2 separate regions of the Homo sapiens genome follow, and region 1 is linked to region 2. The links are chromatin loops, found by intact Hi-C in ENCODE. Cell type or tissue: PC-3. All regions are shown on one strand. Each heading gives the region's core, and the rest is flanking DNA. Links, peaks and the distances in the headings are about the cores only.

Region 1 (12,220 bases), core at 2,736-10,735, 190 kb before region 2:
AGACCCAGCTCCCCAGTGGAGGAAGGTGGCCCCTCCAAATAAACTTCTCGAGGGAGGTGAAACAATTAATTTTTGAAAACAGTCAGCTCATCATTCGGATAACTTGACCGTTCTTTTTCTCCAGTTTATTCCACCCAGCAGCCTGGGTTGCCTGAGGCAGTCAACTGCTGCTCGCTTCTTCTGGACCTTGGCTTTACCACCAGGTAAGTGCAGCTGTGATGAGATGGCTGAGGCTCAGGCACCCACCGGGAGAGAAGAACAACGTCCAATTAATCACCTCAAAGCCACTGACAAACACCAAGCCATCTGGCAACTCCACTGAAACCTGGACAAGGCTGCATTTCAGCCTCACTTAGAAGTCCAAGTTAGGCCCCTTAGATGCTGAGGGAGAAAGACAATGTTTCCCTTTCCTCTCCTCTTGTCTCCGGCTCTTCAGCCAGGGTTTACTGAGCTTCAGCTGTGTGTCAGGGGATGCAGAGATACATCAAAGCCAGGCCTGCAGTTGCTCACAGCTTGGAAGGAGAAACAGATAAACACACGAGTCACTACAGCACTATGTGGTAAGTGTCACAGCAAATAGGGGAACTCATACCATGTCAGCACCAAGAAAGAAACACCTGCTTTCTTGAGGAGGCTTCAGCCAGGATTTTCCCTGGGGACTTGAACGATGAGTCGACTGGTTAGGGCAAGATGAGGCCACCAGTAGACTGTCCCCTATGGAGGCCAGCAGAACTGCTGAACCATGGAACTTTCCAGCACAGAAACAGCGTGGGAAGCCACGTGAGCTCCCTCCCTTCCTGTAGGGGGTACCCAGCTTCTCCCCGTGTCGTGGATAAAAGATACCAGTTACCCAACGGGACCATGCCAGGCCACCACTCTGAGAGGGCCTGATGGTGGGGAACAGTCAAGAAACACAGATGGCTGGCCGGCAGGACTGGGTTCCTCAGCCTAAATGTTCTTGCTTCGTACTTAGATTCACAGAAGCATAAAACAGGCTATTTAAATTTGACATCAGAGGTTATTCTTCTATGCTGGGAAGTAGCGATCTGGCCCAGTAGAAATAGCAATCCTTTAAATTTCCCTAACACTGTATAGTTACACTTCATTTCATTTGGCTGGTACCTGCAGATGTAACCGGTGTTCACATCTGCCCTGTGATTGTCCCAAGTAATCCTCTATGTGACTGGGTGTCATCTGTGCATCCAGCCACCAGCCAGAACTTTCCACCCTAAACTTTTGGTGCCCATGTGTCCAAAGCCTCTGGGTTTGAGGCCTGGGGGAGCCAAAGTTCTTTTCCTTCAGGAAGAAAATAAATTGCTCTGAGCAACCGAAGGGAATCCGAGATAATAGGCAGTCTTAATGAACAGCTCACACAGCACCCAGCTCAGTGGAGCACAACGGGGCTGACAGGAAATGTCTCATCTCCAAACACAAATGCAGGGTCCGGCAAAAAGCAGGCAGCACAGGGGACATGCTTGACTGGGAATGAGAAAAATGACTGTGACTAGAGGGAAAAAAATTCCAATTACTTCAAATTTGGCAATTGATCCTTCTTGCACAAATGGAACCTGGCCAGGCATGGAGACTCCAGGAATCTCTTGGGGGAGGTTGAGGGTTGCTAGTGAAAGGGGCTTCAAGGGGTTTTGCTGCAAATTCCCGTGGAGCTTGGGGGATGGAGTGGATGGGTGTCTGACTTGTGTCTGAAAATTTTAAAGGACAGAAGGTTGGCTGAAGTAGCCTGTGGCAGCATTGTAGAGAGCAGAGGTGAGATGGTTCAGAGTGGTCTTAAAAGAAATTTACCCAGAGGGCTGCCTGGAGGGGCATCAGGACCCCAGAAGACAGTCTGCGTGAGGAAGAGCATCCCCAGGAATCAGAAGTCAACAGAGAATGTCATAAACTGCCCACAGAGAGTGGGCAAGTAAAAGAGATCCCAGAATAGGGATGAGGGTAGTATATGGCATCATAGGTCACGATGATTCACTCCTTTATAATAGTCACAGTTTGGCTATGGACTCCTGGTGAGCACAGGTGACTGCTCACAGGTGCCTTGCTCCTTTACTTTGAGCTAGGCCTGTGACTTGCTATGGCCAAAGGGGTATTCTGAAAGCAGGGAAAAGGTGAGCAAGGCAGGGCTGCAAATATGCTTGCATGTGGCAGGGCTAGCCCTCTGGTGTCCCAGTGATCCATCTTGAGAAGATGAACCTGGGCCTGAGCCCTACAGGGAACACAGAGGGGCCAAGAACCAAACCCACAACCTGGAGCCACAGCCACCTGAACCCATAGCTTGAAGCAGACCCACCAGCCAAACAGTCTGAACCAGCCAAACAGCTGCAAACCCATGACCATGAGAATAAATGCTGGTTTTAAGCCACTGAGTTCTGGAGCTGTTTGTTATGCAGCATTATCCAGCAGAGGTTGATAATACCAGGGGTCTGAAAAACTCTCAGCAGCACCTATGAGAGAAAGGCTTGGCTCTAAACAGCAGCTGATGTCAGAGGAAATAATTGCCAGATTCCCCTCACCCCATACACACAGTTATGAAAACCATCCCTGCCCTTTTCTTCTTTCCTTACCCTAGTCCACACCTCCTAGCCTCACTCATCCCTCATTAGCTAGTGGGATGAGGAGAGGAGAATGGGCGAGGGTGATGGTCAGTTTTATGTGTCAAGTTGGTTAGGTTACAATCCCCACGTATTCAAACAAACATGAATCCATGTGTTGCTGTGAAGGTATTTTGTAGATGTGATTAAAGTCCATAATCAGTTGATGTTAAGGAAGGGAGGTTATTCCAGATAATCCGAGTGGTCCTGATTCAATAAGTTGAAAGCCTTAAGACCAGAACTGAGACTTCCCTAAAGAAGAAGAAATTCCACCTGCAGATAGCAGAATCAGCTCGCGCCTGCAAGTTCCATCCTGCCCTTCCTGGAAGCCTTCCCTACAAGTTTCAGGCTTGCCTAGGCAGCCCCTACAATCACATAAGCCAATTTCAGGCAATAAATCTCTTAATATTTATCTCCCATTGGCCTTGTTACTCTGGTTGAACTCTGACTGATAGAGATTTCTGGAACCTAGAAGTGAGGTGCTGCTATAACAAATACACAAAAATGTTGAAATGGCTTTGGAACTGGGCAGTTGGCAGAGGATGAAAGAATATTGAGGGGCACAATAGAGAAAGCAGAGATTGTCTTGAACATACTGCCAATAGGAAGATGGATGTTAAAGCCTCCACCATGAATGACCAGAAGGAAATAAGGAGCACAATAATAAAACATGTAGCATTTTACTAAACACCCAAATCATTGTGAACAGCCCATTGGCAGAAATAGAAGTTTAAAGATGCTTCTAATGAGGGCTCAGAAGGAAATGAGGAGCGTGTTATTAGAAACTGGACGAAAGTGGACCTTTGTTACATAGAAGCAGAAAGCTTAGCTGAACTGTGTCCTACAGTCATGTGGAAAGCAAAACTTATACATGATGAACTTGAATGTTTAGTTGAGGAGATTTCCAAGCAAAGTGTTGAAGGTGCAGCCTGTTTTCTTCATGCTGCTTATAGTAAAACATGAGAGGAAAGAGGTAAATCGAGGAGAGAACTGTCAAGAAAAAGGAATTGGGAGATTCTCAGCCTATCCACAATTTTGCAAATAATACAAAATTAGGGGATTCGTTGTCAAGAAAGCATGCACTGGAAAGGAGGTACGAAACTGGAAGTGGTGTCAGACCAATGCGGGACCACAAGCCAAGGAATGCAGGCAGCCACTGAGACCTGGAAAAGGCAAAGAAGTAGATTCTCCCCTAGAACCCTCCACAGGAATACTGTCCTGACAACCCATTTTGGACTTTTGAACCACAAGATAATAAATCAAGAATTATAAGACAGTAAATCTGTGTTGTTTAAGCCTCTAAGTTCATGATAATTTGATGCAGCTTCAATAGGAACCTATTGCAGGGAGTAAAGAGAGAAAAATCTCCCCCAACTCCCTTTCCTGATTGCAAGCTTTAAATGAAGTTTGGAGCCTTGGGTATTGCCCCAGATTAGACATACTAATTACTGAACTGAGACTGTCCAAGGGGCTGAGGCAACCAGATAACATTTTATGATCTAAATGTGGTCAGAGAAGTGCAGGGCCTTCTGGAGATCTCATTAGGATCAGGGGAAAACAAGTCCTACAAAGTGAGTTTAAAGAGGCAAAACTAAAGTTGCTTTATAAAGGCATCTGAGGCCAGGCACAGTGGCTCACGCCTGTAATCTCAGCATTTTGGGAGGCTGAGGCAGGCAGATCACCTGAGGTCAGGAGTTCAAGACCAGCCTGGTCAACATGGTGAAACCCCATCTCTACTAAAAATACAAAAATTAGCTGGGCATGGTGGTGCACGCCTGTAATCCCAGCTACTCGGGGGACTGAGGCAGGAGGATTGCTTGAACCCAGGAGGTGGAGGTTGTAGTGAGCCGAGATTGCACCACTGCACTCCAGCCTGGCAACAGAGCAAGACCTTGCCTGCATGGAGGGAGGGAGTCACAGGAGTACCCTTATGTCTTGGAGTCTTTGGTGAATTATTAGCCAGGGTTTCACCCACTCAGTCCCAGGTCTAGACTCAAAGGTCAAATTCCCTGAACATGAAAGAGTCCCCTTGGGATGCCATAGGGAGCAGACGTGGACCATGGACCCCACACAGTGAAGCTGAGGCTGAGTGGTTTTGAATTGGGATGGGACTATCTCCACATCCAAACCCTGCCCCTTCCTAGGTGTGTGTCTTCAACAAATGACTGAACTTCTCTGGACCTTGCTCCCCTTATTATAAGGACCATCATGCTCACTTCATGAGGCTCTAATGAAGGTTAAAGGAGACAGCACTAAGGGAGTAGTAATGCTCAAAAAACAGTAGCTGTAATAATAATAATTAATATTACAATTAGATCCATCCCCACTTGCATCTGTGCCTGCACCTGCACTGCACCTGAGCCATCCTCCACCTGCACCTGAGCCATCCTCCACCTGTACCTGCATCTGCACCTGAGCCATCCTCCACCTGCACCTGCATCTGCACCTGAGCCATCCTCCACCTGCACCTGAGCCATCCTCCACCTGTACCTGCATCTGCACCTGAGCCATCCTCCACCTGCACCTGCATCTGCACCTGAGCCATCCTCCACCTGCACCTGCATCTGCACCTGAGCCATCCTCCACCTGCACCTGAGCCATCCTCCACCTGTACCTGCAGTGCCGTCGCCACCTCTGCCACCACTGTTCTCACCAGCCCCAGCCCCACCCCGACTGTCAGCTACCACAAGGCCTTCCCTCCTGAAAGCTCCATGGCCATAAACAGTTTATGTGATTATTACATTTAGCCCACATTTGCAATGACTTCCTCTCTTTAATCACTTTGAAGATGTTTCAAATTCCTTTCCAACGTGACTGAAATCAAAGTGGCACCTGTGAAGGGAGAAAGCCTGCCTGCCGGTGCGAGGTGGAGACGTAAAACAGTCAGGTTTGATGGGGAGAAATTATGTCTTGCTTAATTCCTTTTACCCTATAATTACCAGGCGCGACCACGTGGGTTCACAGCAAAAATAACTTGCCACGTGAAGACGTTGTCTATAGAATCCTGGTTTGAGTCCCCAGGCAAGACCCTCAGAGGAGGATCCCAGGCAGCCCCCGTCCAGGCATCTACACAGTACTGTGGTCCACCTTCCTCACTAGCTTTCCAACCCCACCCCTGACCCCCAACCACCGAGGCTCAATTCCCAGGCACCCACTCTGCCTTATCCTCTTCCCCTCTCTGCAGCATTTGACTGGCGGTCACCTCCCTCTTCACACTCTTCCCTGGTTTGACTTCCCTATGCCTCACCCCACCCTCAGTCTCCTTTGTATCTCTCTCCCCTCCTCCCTTTCACCACCCCCTGGGCACCAGCATCCCTGAGGCCCTATCAGCATCTCTCTTCTCTTTCTTCTTTCCTCCCCGTCTCTCCTTTTTCTCTCTCACATCTCCTCTCTCCTCTTCACTCCCATTCCTTCAGACAGCAGGTCTACCCTTCAGACTCTCAAACCCACAGCCCATCTGCGATCTCCAGACTTCAGGCCTCTAACTTCCACTTCCAGCTGCTGGCTTAGTGTTTCCACTGGATACCCTGCTGCGTCCAAACCCACGCCCTCCTGATTTCTCTTTCTCCAGGTAAGAACTCCACCACCGCGGCTTACTTCTATATCTCTAAAGCCACTCTACCTTGCCTTTCTCCTCACGTCTGGATCCAATCTGACACCGCCCACGCGGGAGCGCTCATGAGGTGGCTTAGAGGAAATTACAGGAGCCTTTGAGTCATAGGCACTCAAGTTCAGATCCAGGCTGGGAGCCTTCCGGTCATATGACTTTGGTGTCCTTATTTATAAAACAGCAAGGAAAATTCTTACCTCCCAATATGTTTTTTAAGAACCAAGTTATACAATATACGATTATGGTTAACACATCTTCCCCACCCCACCTCCATTTCCTGCCCTACTTCCAATGCTTTTACTGAGTCTACAGTAAATCTCAGAACTGGTCTCTGCCCCCTAGCCCCAGTACTCCCTCCCATCCATCATCCACCTTTCTGCCAGAGGGCTTTTGCTAAAACTTAGTTCTGAACCCATCACTCCCCTATTTAGAACCCTTTGGTGGTTGCCTGTGGCTCACAGGTTAAAGTTCAAAGCAGAAGCTGTGTCAATGTGATGGGAGTGAGAACCAGTTGACTATGGGGCCATCCAGACATTTCAGATCCTCATCCCCAACTAATTAGTTGTTTACACTTTGGGCCTCACTTTCCTCAACTATTTTTTGTGTGTTTGTTCAGACACAGTCTCACTCTGTCGCCCAGGCTGGAGTGCCATGATGCAATCTCGGCTCACTGCAACCTCCGCCTCCCAGGTTCAAGCAATTCTCCCACCTCAGCCTCCAGAGTGGCTGGGATTACAGGCACCCGCCACCATGCCTGGCTAATTTTTTTTTTTTTTTTTAGTAGAAACTGGGTTTCACCATATTGGCCAGGCTGCTCTCGAACTCCTGACCTCAGGTGATCCACCCACCTTGGCCTCCCAAAGTGCTGGGATTACAGGCATGAGCCACTGCAACCGGCCCTCAACTATTTTATTGTCATAAACTCCTAACTCACAAGACTGTGGTGAGAAGTGAACAGACTTTAGAAAGTGCCTACTGGGGTTTCAGCACACAGTAGGTGGGTCCCTGTCCCTCTTTACTCCTCACCTCCCCACGTTCATCCTCAACCCCAACCAGACCATTCACACTCTGGAGTTTCTGTGTCTCTGCTTATCCACCCACCTCTCAGTTTATGCATAATCCTTTTATGCTTTTGGAAACAAAGTGGTGGTTTCAACTGCCTGTCACCATGCTGGAGGCCTGAGCAGGCACAGACTCACAGCACCACGGGAAGGCCAGTCACAGGGCACATGCTATTTGCAGCATCACTAGAAAATGTTTCCCAAAGCAGTGTTCCCCTCTCTGGGGGGCTGGCCATGGTGCTTCATGAGCTCTTTTACTGCCCAAGTTTTTTTTTTTTTTTTTTTTTTGTGATAGAGTCTCACCCTTGTTGCCCAGGCTGGAGTGCAACGGCATGAACTCGGCTCACTATAACCTCCGCCTCCCAGGTTCAAGCAATTCCCCTGCCTCGGCCTCCCAAGTAGCTGGGATTACAGGCACCTGCCACCACGCCCAGCTAATCTTTTGTATTTTTAGTAGAGCTGGGGTTTCACCATGTTGGCCAGGCTGGCCTCGAACTCCTGACCTCAGGTGATCCACCCACCTTGGCCTCCCAAAGTGCTGAGATTACAGGTGTGAGCCACCGTGCCCGGCAGATGTTTTCTTTTATCATCTTTAAATGAAAGCTCTGGATTAAGAAACAGCAAAAGGTGGCTGTGCCATCTGTGGAGGAAGCACGAGGGTTATAAGTCATGTTGATGAAGGCAAACAGATCCTAAAGATGAACCTCCTGCATTCCCATAGTAGAACCTGTGCAGAACAATGTCAAAGAGGCCCTGGATTAAAGAACATTTCAGTGTGGAGACTCTCGGACGGCACACACTCCAAGAGCAAGAATTCCTACGGGAAGAAGGTGGTAAGTAAAAGGTCAGGGCCAATGTGGCCAGTTGATTTTTATTTTGCTTGATTCACTAGTAAACATACATGCCTATTTTTCCCTTAAAAAGTGGTTACATACCATTCACAGTCAGATGCCATATATCCAAAGGGTGGAAAGAAAACACCTGTGATTCTTGCTTTTTCTTTTTTCAAAGTAAAATATCATTTTGATTCAAGCCTTATTTAATTGTCTGGGGCATCTCAGGACTCACAGTTGGGTCTGTGGAGAGGAGTGTGACCTTGACCTTGGCTTTGGAGAATGAACCTGCTCTGTGCACTCCCCTCCTTTGTCCAGGGTCTCCCTCCTGATGTCCCCGAAACTTTCCCAGTCCCGCTCTGCACATGGCACGTGGCCTGGAAATGTAACCAGCCACTTCCCACATTTTTTTTCTATTGCACTTCTAAGGATCTTTTTTTTTTTTTGGGCAGAAAAATATACACAACATCAAATTTACCATCTTGACCATTTTTAAGTGTACGGCTCAGTGGCATTCACACATTCACACTGTGCAGCCATCACCACCACCTCCAGAACTCTTTTCATTTTGCAAAATTGAAACTCTGTACCCATTAACCAACTCCCCCTTGCCCCGCTTCCCCCACCCCAGCCATCACCATTCTACTTTCTGTCCCTGATTTTGGCCACTCTAGGAACCACGTATGAGTGGAATCATACAGTCTTTTGGTATCTGGCTTATTTCACTCAGCATATAATGTCTTCAAGGTTCATCCATGGTGTAGCATGTGTCAGGATCTCACTTCTTTTGAAGCCTGAATACCACCTTTTGTTTACCCATTAATAGACACTTTGGATTGTTTTCACTTTTTTTTTAAAGCATTTGAGGTAAAAACATACATATATAATTTAGCAACTTTATCATGTTTAAGCTTCCACCTTTTGGCTCTTGTGAATAACGCTACTATGAACATGGGTGTGCAAATCTCTGTCCAAGCCCCTGCTTTTGCTCCTCTTGGATATACACCCAGAAGGGGGATTTCTTTCACTATTCTGTTTTGCATCACAGTTAAAGGGTTACAAATCTTCTGTCATCACCCTCCATCCCTAAAACAGCAGCGCCTCACATAGCACAAATCTTTCCTGAAATACAGTCTCTCTCATTCTGGCACACACCTTTGCACCTGGCTGCAGGTGACCTGAGTTGGCCAGAAGTAAGCAGTTGCTGAAGTTTTGCTGATTTGAACCCAGCTCAAGGTGTATGTTTTTTCCTGGCCATTCTTCTGAGGCCAGAGTTCCCCCTCTTGGCCTGAAATGCAAAAGGGAACCAAGATTTGCACATTTTTTCTTAATTGCCCTGGACACTCATTCCCATCCTCTGTGCTTTCAGGTAGTTTTTCCCACTTAGCCTGAAATATTCAGTCATTCCAGGCCCTTGGAGGTTTTCCAGGAAATCTCACTTACTAATAAAGTGCCCTTTTGGCAGGGCAGGACAGCAAGGGCCAGAAAGGAGGTCAGAAGCCCATGGGGTGAAGCTGGCTTGACCCAGGCCATTAGAATGAGCAGTACCCTCCCAGACCAGCTGTGGAGAGGGCAGAGATCAGGGGGTGGCCCAAACCACAAGGACACTCAAAGCCAAATGTGGCCATCACCAAGGGATTCGGAATGGAGAGGCAAGTTGCAGGAGCCTGAGGCCTCCCTGAGCCCTGCACTACTTGACTCAGGAAAAAAAGTCTAGGCCAAGCTAAACCGAGTCTTTTAGTACAATAAACCGATACCAGGCATGGGCTGAAGAAGAGCAAAATGTCCCAACTACACGGGAGGGGAAAGAGCACCAGGCTGGGAGTCAGGAACTCTAGGAATTTTTTTTTTTTTTTTTTTGACAGAATCTCACTCTGTCACCCAGGCTGGAGTGCACTGATGCAATCTTGGCTCACTGCAACCTCCATCTCCCCAGTTCAAGCGATTCTCCTGCCTCAACCTCCCGAGTAGCTGGGATTACAGGCATGCACCACAGCGCCCGGCTAATTTTTGTATTTTTAGTGGAGAGGGGGTTTCACCATGTTGGCCGGGCTGGTCTCAAACTCCTGACCTCAGGTGATCTGCCCGCCTCTGCCTCCCAAAGTGCTGGGATTACAGGCGTGAGCCACCATGCCTGGCCTCTAGGAAGAATTTTCAGGATGGCCTCAACCATTCCTATGTATTTACCACAAGACGGCTTTGCAGCTCCTCCCTCCAGGAGGCAGAGTCTATTTTCCCTCTCCTTATATCTGAGCTCACCTGTGACTTGCACTGACCAATAAAATTCAGTCCAAGTGATGCCAGGATCTTCTGGGCCAGACCTTGAGGGGTCCTGCTGTTTCTGCTTTCTCCCTCTTTCTCCCCTGAGACCGCTATGTAAGAAAACTGATCTTGAGGGGCCACATGGAGGTTAACTGAGGAACCCAGCCAACAGCCAGACATGTACAGTGAGGCCAGCCCGCCCAACCATCCAGGGAACACAGTGAGCCCAGAAATACCAGCAGCAGAACAGCCAGCCAATCACAAATCAAGGAAAATAAGATGTTACTATAGTTCTGAGTCACTAAGGTTTGGCAGGAGGTGGTTGTTGCAAAGCTGTGGTTAACCAAGGCTAAGTCTTAATTCCTGCTCCACCAAGAAGCCACTGCATGGCTCCAGGCAAAACACCTTTGTTCCCTGGTCTTCTGTTTCTTCTGCAATACAATTAAGGGAGTAAGAAATGAGAAAGGAATAGAAAAGAATCACAGGCTTTAGGGCTCATCAGCTAGCATCTTAACTCTGTCACTACCGGTGTGACCTTAGACAAGCTCCTTAACCTCTCTGAGCCTCAATTTTCTCATCTCTCATATAAGAGTAATAATACCTGATTGAGTTTCTGTGAGGATGAGTTGAAATAAAGTGCTCAGCCAATAGTAGGTACTCAATAAATATTAATAGCGATGTCCTCGGGGAGCTGGGATTATGGTTAGGCACATGGACTTTGGAGCTACCTTCTCCAGGTTCAAATCCCAATCATGCTACTTTCTAGCTGTGTGGTCGTAGGCCAGTGACTTAACACCTGCACCTCAGTTTCCTCACATTATTATTAGATGACAATAGTACCTAGCTCGTAGGGTTGTTGTGAAAATTTAGAGAGTTTATACATGTAAAGAGCTCAGGGCTGTTTCTGGCACATAACAGGTGGCTCAATAAGTATTATATGTGTGTTTTTTTGTTTTTGTTTTTTCAGTTTATAGAACCCATTCCATCTACTTAACCTTCCCCTGGTCAGGTACAGAGGTGAGGAAACAGGCTGATGAGCTTGCCAGTTGATTCGCGCAAGGTCACAGAGCTAACAAATGTCAGGAGAGAAGATTCAAACTCAGGTCTGCAGGACTCTGAGCCCGGACAGATTAGTAAAATTCAACCACCATTTACTATGTGCCTGCCCCTGTGCTGGCCTTCGGAGCTGCAAGAATGTATGAGACCTTTCTCCACCCTCAGGCATTCTTGGGAGGGCAAACAGGCAACATTGCAATGTGATACGGGCTGTATAAAGGGCACTCAGAGCCATTAACTCTGCTGGGGCAAGTCCTAGGAAGCACAGAGGGGGTTCTCCCATGCTGAGTATTAAAACACTAGTAGATTCGAGCCACGTGCACGAGGAAGTACATTTGAGGCAGAAGGCGCAGCATGGGCAGGAGCTCGGAGAAGGGACTGGCAGCATGTGTGCAGAACCACACTAGACATCAGGGTCTAGTGAGGCTGGTGAGAACATAGGATTTCTTTCCTGCCACACATAAAATACCAAAACAGATTCTTAGGGATGGCAGTGAAGACCACAGCCAGGGCCTCAGTCACCCGTGACTGTCTCTCTCATCAACACCTTCTGGCAAAGCCATAGTTTCCATAATGCCCTTGGACATACCCTTTCAATCCTTCCTTGGAAGGGATAAAAAAGGAGGAAACAAGTTTATTCTCTTTCTACTCCCTCCTACTCCAGACCAGCCTGTACCATCCCAGACCCTGGCACGACCAACCCCACCTACTCCCTATCTCCCTGGGCACTGACTAGTAAGGCATGAACTAAATGAGTTTGCACTTGAACTCCAAATCCCAAAACCTTGCAGGCTTTGA
Region 2 (12,220 bases), core at 2,637-10,636:
ACGTCCACAGATCCCCAATATACACCTTGCCCGTCGGCAAGGAGAGGTGTGTGGGGAAAGGCACCAGTTTGGGCCTAAGACAATCTGAGTGCAATCCCACCTTCACCACCTTCCAGCTGGGTGGGCTTTCACAAATGTCTTAACCTCTCTGAGCCCCCACTTCTCAGCTGCAAAAGACTAATGCCACCATTACAGGCTTGCTATGAGGATTAGAGAGAATGACTTATGCACAGCAGGTGATCAGGAAGAGGAGCTTGTTGTGGCTACTGGGTCCCATCTCTGCAGCCATGGCTCCTGGGAACTTAGCATCATGTGAATAAAGACAAAGTCCGCTGGCTGACATCGTCTGGGAAAATTTTCTTGTCACACAGCGTTCATAACCAACTCTCAAGTCCAAACTCAATTCAGAGAAAGAGGATTTCACAATTATAAATTCAAAAGCCCAATAACTTCCCAAGTCTCCCCCTAGCTTCAAGGCTCCTCCCATTCCAACGAACAAAAGGGATGGAAAAAGAGATTTCTGTTCCCACTTTACCCAGTGATCTAGTCTCAGCCTCTGGTGTTCCAAATCTGGTCAGGCGTTTGGAAGAAACAGTTTGCCTCGAGTCTGCCTGTCAGTGGGTCTGGGAACCACCTGGACAATCGGATGCAAGGCTGCAATACAGAAAGAACAAAGCCTTTAGACTTGGGTCCTGCCTTTAGAAACCTCAATTTGAGGGTGCTCAGCACACGGGAGACAGAGAAGGGCTAGAAGGTATTGTGACCCCTTTAAAGTTTATATTTCAACTTTAAAATGACTTTAATATTCTAATATTCTCCCTCCCAATATTATGCAGCATTACCTGCATTGATTGGATTATCCAGATAATGACTGGAGTCTCTACTACCCCTACTCCCAGCCCCTAACTGGGTACTGACCTCAGAGTGAAAGCACTCCCCCTTCTGAAAGCCCTTGTGAAGCCTGCGTGATGCTGTGTAATCTCCCAGGCAGCTTCGTTTATCACTATTCTACGTTCCTACAGATTCTTAGTGTAATGACACCCTTTCTGAGGCAGCAGCGATGGTGCCAAATGGCACTTGCATTTCCAGGAAAGCAGCCAAACTCATTAAGTTAATAAAGGAATTTAGCTGTATAGAGATGCCTCCTTCACATACATTCCCGAAAAACCCTCACTCTCACAACTCAGCAGCAGCAGCCGTTAAATCTCTGCCTCCACCTGCAAAGCACTGGCCCCACTGAGTCAAACCGCATTGGCCCTGCGGTCAGCTGCAGAAGACAGGGCACATCTCAGAGCCTGGCCAGCTGACTTCTCTGCCACTTCTGCTCCCAAAGCAGCTCCCCAAGGTCCCTCTCTCCGTGCCAGAGTGAGCCCCATTAGGGCCCACAGATCCTGGTCAGGGATGGGACAGGCTCCCTCTGCCTGGTTGTTATAGCTGGACTGTCTGGAGTCACAGCATAGCCTGGGCTGGTAGGAAGCAGTTGTCACATGAACCATCACAAGTGCCACCTGTGTGGTCTTCTTGCCTCGGTCTTACCCTCTCTGATCACACTTCCCCGTTGCAGCCAGGGGAATCTTTCTAAACTATAAATCTCCCTGTATCACTCCTCCAGCATATTGTTTCAACAGCTCCACATGACTCGCAGGAGGCCAGTCCAAACTCCTAGTAGCATCAGGCCTCCCAGGGTACCTCCACCACCACTTGCCTCTCCAGCCTCTGCTCACATCATCACCCATCCAGCTCCCAAAACACACCCAGCTCTCCCTCACTCCAGGCCTTTGGGTACCACTCTCCAGATGCTGTGATGCCTTCACCAGCCCCTCTGCTTCCTCTTCCTGCATAACTACAGTTTTTCCTTCAAGACTCCATGCAGAAATCTCTTCCTCCTGGAAGCTTTACCTGGCATCCCAAGTTTCCTTAACTCAGGTGCTCCTCTTTTAAACCCCACAGCAACTGGTGTGCCCACACACCTGAGCCCATACCACACTGAATTGTGGTCATCTCCTTTATTCTCAGTCTCCACAGTTGTGGAGCACACAAAGAGCAGGCACTGTCTTTTTCACCTCTGCATTCCCACGTACCTGGCACACACAGGCACTACATAAATGAAGCCACAGGCTCCTGTCTTGTGGAATGGGCCTCAGTGTCCTGCATGTTGAATTCCTGTCTCCTGCCATCCTATCTCCTCAATGACCTTTATAGAAATGTCCACCCTTGGCCGGGCACGGTGGCTCACACCTGTAATCCTAGCACTTTGGGAGGTCGAGGCAGGCAGATCACAAGGTCAGGAGTTTGAGACCAGCCTGGCCAACATGGTGAAACCCCGTCTCTACTAAAAATACAAAAATTAGCTGGGCATGGTGGCACACACCTGTAATCCCAGCTACTCGGGAGGCTGAGGCAGGAGAATCACTTGAACCTGGGAGGCGGAGGTTGCAGTGAGCCAAGGTCACGCCACTGCACTCCAGCCTGGGTGACAAAGTGAGACTCCACCTCAAAAAAAAAGACAAAAAAGGAAAAGAAATGTCCACCCTTTTTCTAGTGCCCAGATCTCTCTTCCTTGCCCTCTCTTAGCTTTTTCTCTTCTCCTCTATCATACATACTTGTCAAACTGAAGCTTTAAGTATTTTCATTTCTCCACTCTTGGGAAAGGTTTCACCTGGTCCCATCTGCTGCCTTGGAGTGACCCATCCATCTCTCCAGCCCTGGTTCCCTCACCTCAGTTCCTACACCTTTAACTCCACCAAGGGTTGGGGAGTCCCTTCACCCTCCTGCCATCCTGCAAAGGGATGTGAGAGCCACCAGGGGGTCAGCCTCTGGTCCACTCAGCCCCGGTTCTGGCTCCAGCCAGGTCCCCTAAGACACATTATCACTGCTCCATAGTGGGGGGTGGCTGCATGACAGACTCATTTCCCTTAATCATCCTACACTGATCAATTGTTGAGTTCAGCCAAGCCTCTCAGGAAGGGTTTATATTTCCTATTGGCACCAGCTCTTGGCATAATGAATTGCTGGAGTTTACTAGCATCTGAATGTGTTTCAAACACTCTTCTTCCAAGTGTCAAGGCACAGAAGGTAATTAGCATCCTGGAAGTAGTGGCCACATGTGGGTTGTGGTCTTGCACAAAGCCTCCTACCCCACTCCGCCAGGATTCAGAATCCTCCTCCATAAGAACCAACAGAAGCATTGATTCAGCCAAGGATCCAGATCACCGAAATCTCTGAAAGGGAATCATAAGGCAAATAGCTGCAGGAGGCAACACTGGTGCTTATAAGGGCCACCAATGGCTGGCTTGCAGGAACACTGTGGCCAAGACAAGAGACCCCTATGGGTAGAACCCAGGGCAGAGGCTGGTCTAGGAACCCCAGGACTGAACCTTCAGCTGACTGATGAAAGAAGACTATGATGATCAGGATCTAGTCGGGAAAACCGAAACCACTCTAGTATTTCCATCACAGGGAATTTGATAGGAAGGACGGGCCACAGTGAGGATAAAAAAGATGAAGAAGCCACGCAGAGATGGTAAAGCCACCCAAATATGAGCAACAGCAGGGGCTAGTTTCCCCTCCAACAGCTGCAGGACACGGGGGTGACAATATTACCAAAACCGAGAAGCCAGGGCCACCCAGCCCGAGCTAGAACCATAGCAGAGATTGCCAGGAAATGCTGAGACCGTGGTGTGAGGGGCCATCCAGCTGGGACCTGAAACAGCTGTCCAGATGCAGCCATGGCCAGAAAATGCCCTCCCCCACCCAGAGCAGAGAGAAAAGGAGAAATGGCCTGACCTCTCCCTTCCTCTCATGCTCCAATCTCCTGCCAAACCTAGACAAACACCCGTGGCAAGGGAACCTGGGAAACACAGCTTGCAGGAGAAAGACGGGGGATGGATCTAAAAGCCAGGGGCAATGACCAACCGAGGGACCACTGGAAAAACAGACACCCGTAGTTCATGTGCCCCTCTCTGTTCTCCTTAGCGTTTTATAGCGTTCGGTTGTGTCCTTTCTCAGCTTCCATCCTTCTAGACTGAAGAGTTTGTCCCCACGAGGCAGACTTCTGTGTCCATCCTATGGGCTCAATTAATTTTACAATTCTCCAAATACTTACTATGCATCAAATATGTGCCAGGCACTCTGCTGGGCAATGGGAGGAAGGGGATGCTGATAGAAATAAGCTATCACTCTTGCTCTCAAAGTACTCGTGGTCCAGGGGACAGGGGTAACAGATAGTGCACAGCTCGCTATAACAAGAAGTAAATAATTTATGTGTGGCCAGTGAAGGAACTGTGCCTGGGGACATGGGAGAAGGCTTCCTGCAAGAGATGACATCTGAACTGGAATAGAGGAGGAGGAGTTTATCAAGTCGGAGAAAGCCTCCCAGATAGAGGGAGCAGTCTCCCAAAGGCACCCAGTGGGTGGCAGAACGCAGTGGTTCTGGAGACGCCGAGAAGGCAAGGCTGACACGGAGACCATGTCGGGAGAAAGATACAGACAAGGCCTGAAGCTTGTACCAGAGCTAAAGGACCTGGAGCACCACACAGCAGTGGGGAGTCATAGAAGGGGTTTATTGAAGGGTGTGATACGATGAGGTACGAGTTCCAGAAAGGTCTCTCTGACTACCTACATGAAGGATGTGTTGGAAGGGGTGTGATCAGAGACAGGGAGAAAGTTTAAGAGGCAATTACAGGGTAATGCATGGTAGAAATGATGATGAGCAGAGAGGATGGAGAGGAGGACCAGGGACAGGAAATGAGCTGTCTTAGGGACAGAGCACTGTGAGGGAGGATGAGGGTTGCAGGCCCCTGATACGTGGCCTGGCATTGAGCTTTGCAGTCTGTGTGCATTTCCAAGGTGGTGCTGAGGTCAAAGCTGAGCCCAGAGCCCTGAGGATGTGCAAAGAGAGAGAATGAGCCCAGAGCCCTGAGGATGTGCCTGGTGGTGCCAGGCCTTGGGGACTGTTTTTGCTGCAGTTGTACATTGGGCACTGACATCAGAGTTCCCTGAATCATACCAGAGCAAGGTTTGAGTCATTTTCCCAAATGGCTCCCTGTATCCACTTCTTGGTTCATCTATTTTAATGGCTCTGAAATTTTATCTCTTTACCCACTGATTTCTGAGCTGGGGAGCAGAAACTTCAGTTCCCCAGAGCCTGTTTGAGAGACTGAAATCTTGGTCTTAGATTGACTCCCCTAGTTTCTCCTTTTTTTCCCCCAGTTCTTCCCTCCCTCCTCCCTATCTTAGCCTTGTATTATATGATAGTCTGAGATACTAAGAAGCAACATAGAAGAATCAAGAACGGGGTTTTTTTTAGCCAATCCAGATGTGAGTAAACAAATACAAAGAAGAAATAAATGTAAACAGCAATCCTTCGTCTTCTACTCCTCAGAAAATATCAACTGAGACATTTCAGGGGGGTGAGTTTAGAGCCAGGTCCACATGTGCCATATCCTTGCACAGTCCTGCACGATGAGAAATTATGCGCCTTTTATTGAGAGCTGACTTTGTGCCTGGAACTGTGCAGGACACTGAGCACCCAGAGATGGGCAAGGCACACTCCCTGCCCCATGAATTCATGCCCTAAGCCCCTGCAGACTGGCCCCAGCTCACCCCTCCAGCAACCTCTCGTGCCACTTCCTACCACACATCCTTCAACCGTAGTGACATGGAAGGGACTGGGATTCAGAACTAAAAACTCCATAGACACAGATGAAGAATGAGGCATTTAACCCGAGTGGTTCTGTGCAGAGAGAACCACTCTTTCGGAGTTAGCTCAGCAGGCTGTTTGGGGGCCGCCACAGACACAGTGAGACTGTCAAGGAGGTGCGTGATTCCGTGAGTACATGCGAGGAACAGGTTCTGTGTCGTGTTGCCGCAAAGCCCTGGGAGGAAGGCAAGAAAGCAAAAGACCAATCCGTCGAAGGAAGTCAGGGACTGGTAAGAACCCTGGACAGCTCCATGAAGGCCAGCTCTTGTCCTAACCTTCATTCATTCCTTTGTTCAACACATAGTGAACTTCTACTTACATATAACTAATCCACTGCATTAGGTGCCGGTTGTATGGTGGTGTGCAAAATGGACATAATCCCTGCCCTCAAAAAAGTTATAGTGTAAGAAATAGGCAAGAACACATCAAGAATCAGTGGCCTCTCCCCTGCAGCCGGAGAGCTCCCTAGTCTGGGGGAAACTGCAGATGGGCCTTGGTCTGATTGTTCCAGGCCACACCTCCTTGAAAAGGGGGACTTGGGGCCGGGCGCGGTGGCTCACGCCTGTAATCCCAGCACTTTGGGAGGCCAAGGCGGGTGGATCATGGGGTCAAGATATCGAGACCATCCTAGCCAACATGGTGAAACCCTGTTTCTACTAACAGTACAAAAATTAGCTGGGCGTGGTGGCAGGCACCTGTAGTCCCAGCTCCTCGGGAGGCTGAAGCAGGAGAATCCCTTGAACCCAGGAGGCAGAGGTTGCAGTGAGCAGAGATCACGCCACTGCACTCCAGCCTGGCAACAGAGCGAGACTCCTTCTCCAAAAAAAAAAAAAATCTGCCCAAGATCCATTGGGCAGCAGAGCCTTGTCCTCCAGTCTAAGGAAAAATGATCATAGGCTGGGCATAGTGGCTCACACCTGTAATCCGAACACTTTGGGAAACTAAGGTGGGAGGATTTCTTGAGCCTAGGAGTTCAAGACCAGCCTGGGCAACATAATGGGATCCTGTCTCTACAAAAAAGTTTAAAAAAAAAAAAAAAAAGACAGGTGCGGTGGCTCGAATCTGTAGTCCCAGCTACTTGGGGGGCTGAGGTGGGAGGATCTCGAGTCTGGGAGGTCAAGGCTGCAGTAAGCCGTTATCACACCACTGCCACTCCAGCCTGGGTGACAGAGTAAGACCATGGCTCAAAAAAAAAAGTGATCACGGTGGGAGCCTAGGAGATCCTTAAGAGTCAGGAGAGGCATCCCGTTAGTGGATCTGCTAATTGCACCTCAATCAGCACTGGATTCACAGAAAGGTTCCTCCTCTTGCTCCCAGAAGCAACCTTCCAGATTGCTTTTAATGCATTCTCTCATGATTAGAAGAAGCCCTGTTTAATCAGCTGTTTAATTATCGCCACCTACTGGCCTAAATTAAATTTTGTCAAGAAAAGAGAGCCTGGAGTAATGGAGTTTAACGACCAGTTGACATCATGGATTTGTAGTTTTCTAGGGAGGTTTAGCAGGGCTGTCACAAGGGGCGTCATTAATTCTCCGCAGTAAGCCCCAGACAGTTGCAAATTTAGCTTATTCTTAAAGGCTTCTGGAAGGGAATTCCACGCTAACCTCCCCTATCTCATTCCTACAACTTAGCATCCCTCACTGGGCAGAAGTCCTACCCCAGGGCTAATCCTAGTTCCTCCTGCTGCACTTAAAGCCCCCTTGCTTTGATTGTCATCCATGGAGCTGGATGTTCTCAGCGGCCATCATCTGACCTCTGTATTTTCTAGCTCAGAAGCCTCCATAGGGAGGGGTAGGCAACAATCCACTTGAGGTACAGATACGTTCTGAGAGGCTCGGGCTTCCCCCATGTAATGGCCAAGGCAAGCGCGGAGCAAGCCGAAAGCAGCCTCGGGAGTGAGAGGAGGACAAGCCTATTGGAGAGGGATCTGCTGGCTGGTCACTCGGCGAGCACACGACTCAGCATATCAGTGCCATTGCGATGCATGGGAAGGAGGAGGCTTTGGAGTCTTATAGATCTGGTTCTCATCTGCAAAATAGGGACAATAATTTTAATCTTAAAAAAATAGTTGGGAAAATGAAATGAGCTAACTCTACAAAGTGCCTGGTATGAAACAGGTCCCATTCAACAGACGTGTCATCTGCTTGTCTCCCAACTCCCAGGACTGTCATTAAGAAAACTCCATTCAGGCCAGGTGCAGTGGCTCATGCCTATAAACTCAGCACTTTGGGAGGCCGAGGTGGGCGGATCACCTGAGGTCAGGAGTTCAAGACCAGCCTGGCCAACATGGTGAAACCCTGTCTCTACTAAAAATTTAAAAAATAAAAAATCAGCTGGATGTGGTGGTGCATGCCTGTAATCCCAGCTACTTGGGAGGCTGAGGCACAAGAATCGCTTGAACCGGGGAGGTGGAGGTTGCAGTGAGCCGAGATCGTGCCGCTGCACTCCAGCCTGGGGGACAGGGTGAGAGAAAAAAAAAAAAAAAGAAGGAAAGGAAAGGAGAGGAGGGGAGGGGAGGGGAGGAAAGAAAGAAAACTGGATTCAACCATTTTGTGTACTCACAGCACATTGTTCTGGAGCGACTCAGTGAACAAATTTACATACATATAAAGATACATGATAAAATTAAAATGTTATTACCTTAGTATGTACAGCAAGCAAAATTAAAACAAGAGTAGGGAGAAAATAAGATGAAACCAGGAGTTAACACTGTAGACATATCATGTGCTTTAAGATTGAACTTGGCATGTACATTTTTAAGAGATGGGCCAAACCTCTGACTTGAAAACCTCCCAGAAGACAAATAAAAGATGCATGAGTCTAGTTGCTTGATGCCGTGGTTGAAAGACAAAAATAATGAACTCTCAAGAGAAGCATATTTCTTTTTTTTCTTTTTTTTTTTGAGACGGAGTCTCACTCTGTCGCCCAGGCTGGAGTGTAGTGGCGCAATCTCGGCTCACTGTAACCTCCGCCTCCCGGGTTCACGCCATTCCCCTGCCTCAACCTCCCGAGTAGCTGGGACTACAGGCACCCGCCACCATGCCCGGGTAATTTCTTTTTGTATTTTTAGTAGAGATGGGGTTTCATCATGTTAGCCAGGATGGTCTCAATCTCCTGACCTCGTGATCCGCCCACCTTGGCTTCCCAAAGTGCTGGGATTACAGGCATGAAGCACATTTCTGAACCCAAATTTTTATATGTGTGATCTCTTCAACCCAGAAATTCCTTTTCTGGGACTCTGTCCCTTGGAGGTACTCACATGTGTGTGATAAGATACACTTGTGTACGAAGTTGGTTATCACCATGTGGCTGGTAACAGGAAAATGCAAATGAAAGCCAGCTAGATTTCCATCAAATTTGACTAATCAAATAAATTATAGTAGATCCAAACTATGAAAAACTCAACAATTACAAAAAGAGAAGAAAGAACGACTTAGATCCATATGTACTAACATGGAGGGATCTGCAAAATATTTTAAGAGGAAAAAAATTCACTCCTAAAAAACTTAGATCCTATATATTTGGCACATAGAAAAGTAACTGTGTTCATGTAAAACTGTGTTTTTTTTTTCGTGGAACACTGAAACATTCATGTAACATTGGTTATTCCTGGGAAGTAGATCTGATGGTGCAGAAAGTCAAAAGAACATTTTTATTTTTCCCCCTACATATTTCTGTATTATATTTTTATAATCCTAATAAATCTAAACAACAAGATGAAAATGTCATTTTAAAAGTTACATGTAATTGGATAGTAGTATTGCATCAATGTTTTAAGCTTCCTGAATTTTATCATTGTACAGTGGCATATAAGAAAACATCCTGATTCTTAGTAGATACTGCCAAAGTTCTTAGAAGTAAATGTTATGGGCCAGTTGTGATGGCTCATGCCTGTAATGCCAGCACTTCGGGATGCCAAGGGGGGGGGGGGTGCAGATCACCTGAGGTCAGGAGTTCGAGACCAGCCTGGCCAACATGGCAAAACCCCATCTCTACAAAAATACAAAAATTAGCCAGGCATGGTGGCAGGCACCTGTAATCCCAGCTACTAGAGAGGCTGAGGCAGGAGAAACGCTTGAACCCAGGAGGCAGAGGTTGTAGTGAGCTGACAATCGTGCCACTGCACTCCAGCCTGGGCAACAGAGCAAGCTTCCATCTCAGGGGAAAAAAAAAAAAAAGAAGTAAATGTTATCATATCTGCAACTTACTCCCAATAATCAGCAAACACAATTAAAAGATAAAACAATAGTAAATGTTAATAATTGGTGAATGTAGGTTAAGGTTATATGGGAGTTCACTGTACAACTCTTGACATTTTCCTGTAAGTTTGAAATGTTTTCAAAGTAAAAAGGGTCTCTGAAAAGTTATGCATGACTTCCTCCGTTTAGCATAGAGACCTGGGTGTGCCTTGCCTGGTTTCTAAGAGGACCTTATTGGTGGGTGTTTTAGGCCTATAAAGCAGGAACAAGTCATTGTTCTTTACTGAGATTTAAATGCAGTTAAGATCAAATGAGAATACTCAGAGTGAGAGATGCGTTCTGTTGTAACCGATGTAAATTGACTGTGACCTTTGGCTATCGTGTGTTCTTGGAAGATGGTGATGCGGGTATGTGTATTCTTGTCCAAGTTCACAGGACATTAAAGCAGACCATGGTAGGGGCAACACCAAGTCCTAATATTTCCTTCACTTCACACTGGAGGAAAGACTAGAAGGAGGAAGAGGAGTAACAGGGAGAGGAGGAGGGCTGGATGAACTAGACTATGTTTTTTAACAAAAGATTTCACCTGTTGATGTTCAAAGCACCGTTTTATCTAAGCCTGAAACACACCAACTTGGGGGAAATGAATTGTCAAACTATTGAGATGATCTTGTTGGGTCCATAACACTGTTGGATACAGTGAGTTCCTTTTCAAAGGTTCCGCTTGTTCAATTCTCTCATTCTTTGTCCTCTATTTTCAAAGCCTAACTGTTCTGCCTCCTTGCCCCTAGTTACAGTAAACAACCTTCCAGCCGTTCCCAATCTGTAACTCACATCCATTCCCAGTCTGTAACCCACATCCATTCACAATCTGAAACAACCCACATCTGTACCTTATTTGGCCAAAACTGCTCTTCCCGCTGCTGTAGCCCCCACCCCTGCTCCATTTGAAGTAGCCAATCAGGATCAGCTTAGACTGCGCAGTCCAACTCCAGCCAATGGGGCCCGGACACAGCATCAGGGACTGACTGGGTCAGGGATAAAAACCCCTTCCCTCCTTTGTTCAGTGTGCTCTTGCAGTGGCCAGAAGGGCAAGCGAGACCCTTCTCCAGAAGTAAATTTGCCTTGCTGAAAAAATCCTTTATTTGAGTGCTCATTTTCTCTGTGACTCCGAGCTTTTATTTCCAACAATACCAAGCACACACCTGAAGGGACTAGATATTTCCATGTCGATCATCCTGGAAGGAGGATAATCCTGGGGCCTGTGCTAGGAGTGATGTGAATGTAGGACAGCTTGTTCTCTTTCTAAGTATTAGAGCCAGAGGGTCCTGGCCTCCAAAGGGCAGAGGAGGCTGCAGAATCTTGAGGCTGGGCAATGACCTGCCTGTGTGTAATGGAAAGCACCAGAGCTACAGAGGGCTCCAGCTGGAAAAGGGATAGCAGGGATGATCCTGGACCAGAGAGGGCTCTGAGGACAGTGTGAGCCACAGCTACAGAGAGTGATGCCCTGATGTATTTACTATCCTTCATCCCTGAACCTTGGGGAAGTTCTTGCTCAAAATCATATCCTCATGTCACGGTCTCAGCTGTGCCGTAAATTGGGAAAATCTTGTCCCACATTTCAGGAATGGGCCAGAAAAGAGCCGTGCCCTAAAATGGTGGTGACAGAGAGGACACCTGGGCCCAGCAACTTCAGGAGGATAGAAATGGGGTCTGAGACCAAAGGGACGGCAGCAAGGTAGTCAAGACCAGTCGATCAGAGGGGAACCAAGAACTGACTTCAGAACCCCATGAGGCAATGCCTGGGACACGCTTAGAAATAGGTGGGAGGAGAGGAATTTCAAGGAGGCTGATTTCAAGTTATCCAGATCTTGATTCAAGTCATAGTAATTTGAACCTAAAGAGAAGGCCTCACTGTACTCTGCTGGAGTACTGGCCATACAGATATTCCTCATGAGTTAAGTTTTAATTGAAAATAGCATGACTTGAATAAAAGTGAGTTTTAATGTGTTCCTAAAATGCCTCAAGGAAAGGAAACAAAGGCCCAAAGCACCAGAAACAGGGATAATTTTAAAAATTCAGGCTCAGAGAGCGCCAGTGGGTCCTCTCCACCAAACCCATGAGGCTGCTTCAATTCTCAGAAAGTACTTGAGTGCCATCTAGTGGCCAGAGTGAGTAGCTGTTTGGAAGGATAAGAAGGAAAGCATTAAAGGAAAGCGTTCAAAAGACATTCAATGTCTGTGGTATTGATTGTGCTGACATTGTGGGCCAGGCACTGATTTAGGCATAGCGGATACAACAGCGAACAAAACAAGCCAAG

The links. A loop is a pair of places that touch in the nucleus more often than their neighbours do. Peaks named below come from ENCODE experiments on the same cell type or tissue, not always from the same donor. Only the 100,000 strongest peaks of a DNase experiment are listed, where the experiment ranks them.
Region 1: a loop joins it to region 2, with 12 times the contacts of the local background. A loop is called at or near these places in 4 of 110 quality-filtered maps.

What each region holds. Positions count from the first base shown.
Region 1 is chr17:5,774,744-5,786,963 of GRCh38, reverse strand. The region is part of intron 1 of LOC339166 (a long non-coding RNA gene); the gene reads right to left. Among named protein-coding and RNA genes, the nearest start is that of NLRP1, 200 kb to the right of the region's middle. RefSeq lists enhancers at 916-965, 1,132-1,321. In PC-3, for the core only: a CTCF peak has its summit at 6,261; DNase peaks (open chromatin) are centred at 6,303 and 10,673; H3K27ac peaks cover 2,890 bases.
Region 2 is chr17:5,587,466-5,599,685 of GRCh38, reverse strand. No RefSeq gene overlaps it. Among named protein-coding and RNA genes, the nearest start is that of NLRP1, 9.1 kb to the right of the region's middle. In PC-3, for the core only: a CTCF peak has its summit at 7,104 (motif pointing left); no DNase peak of the experiment used is centred there.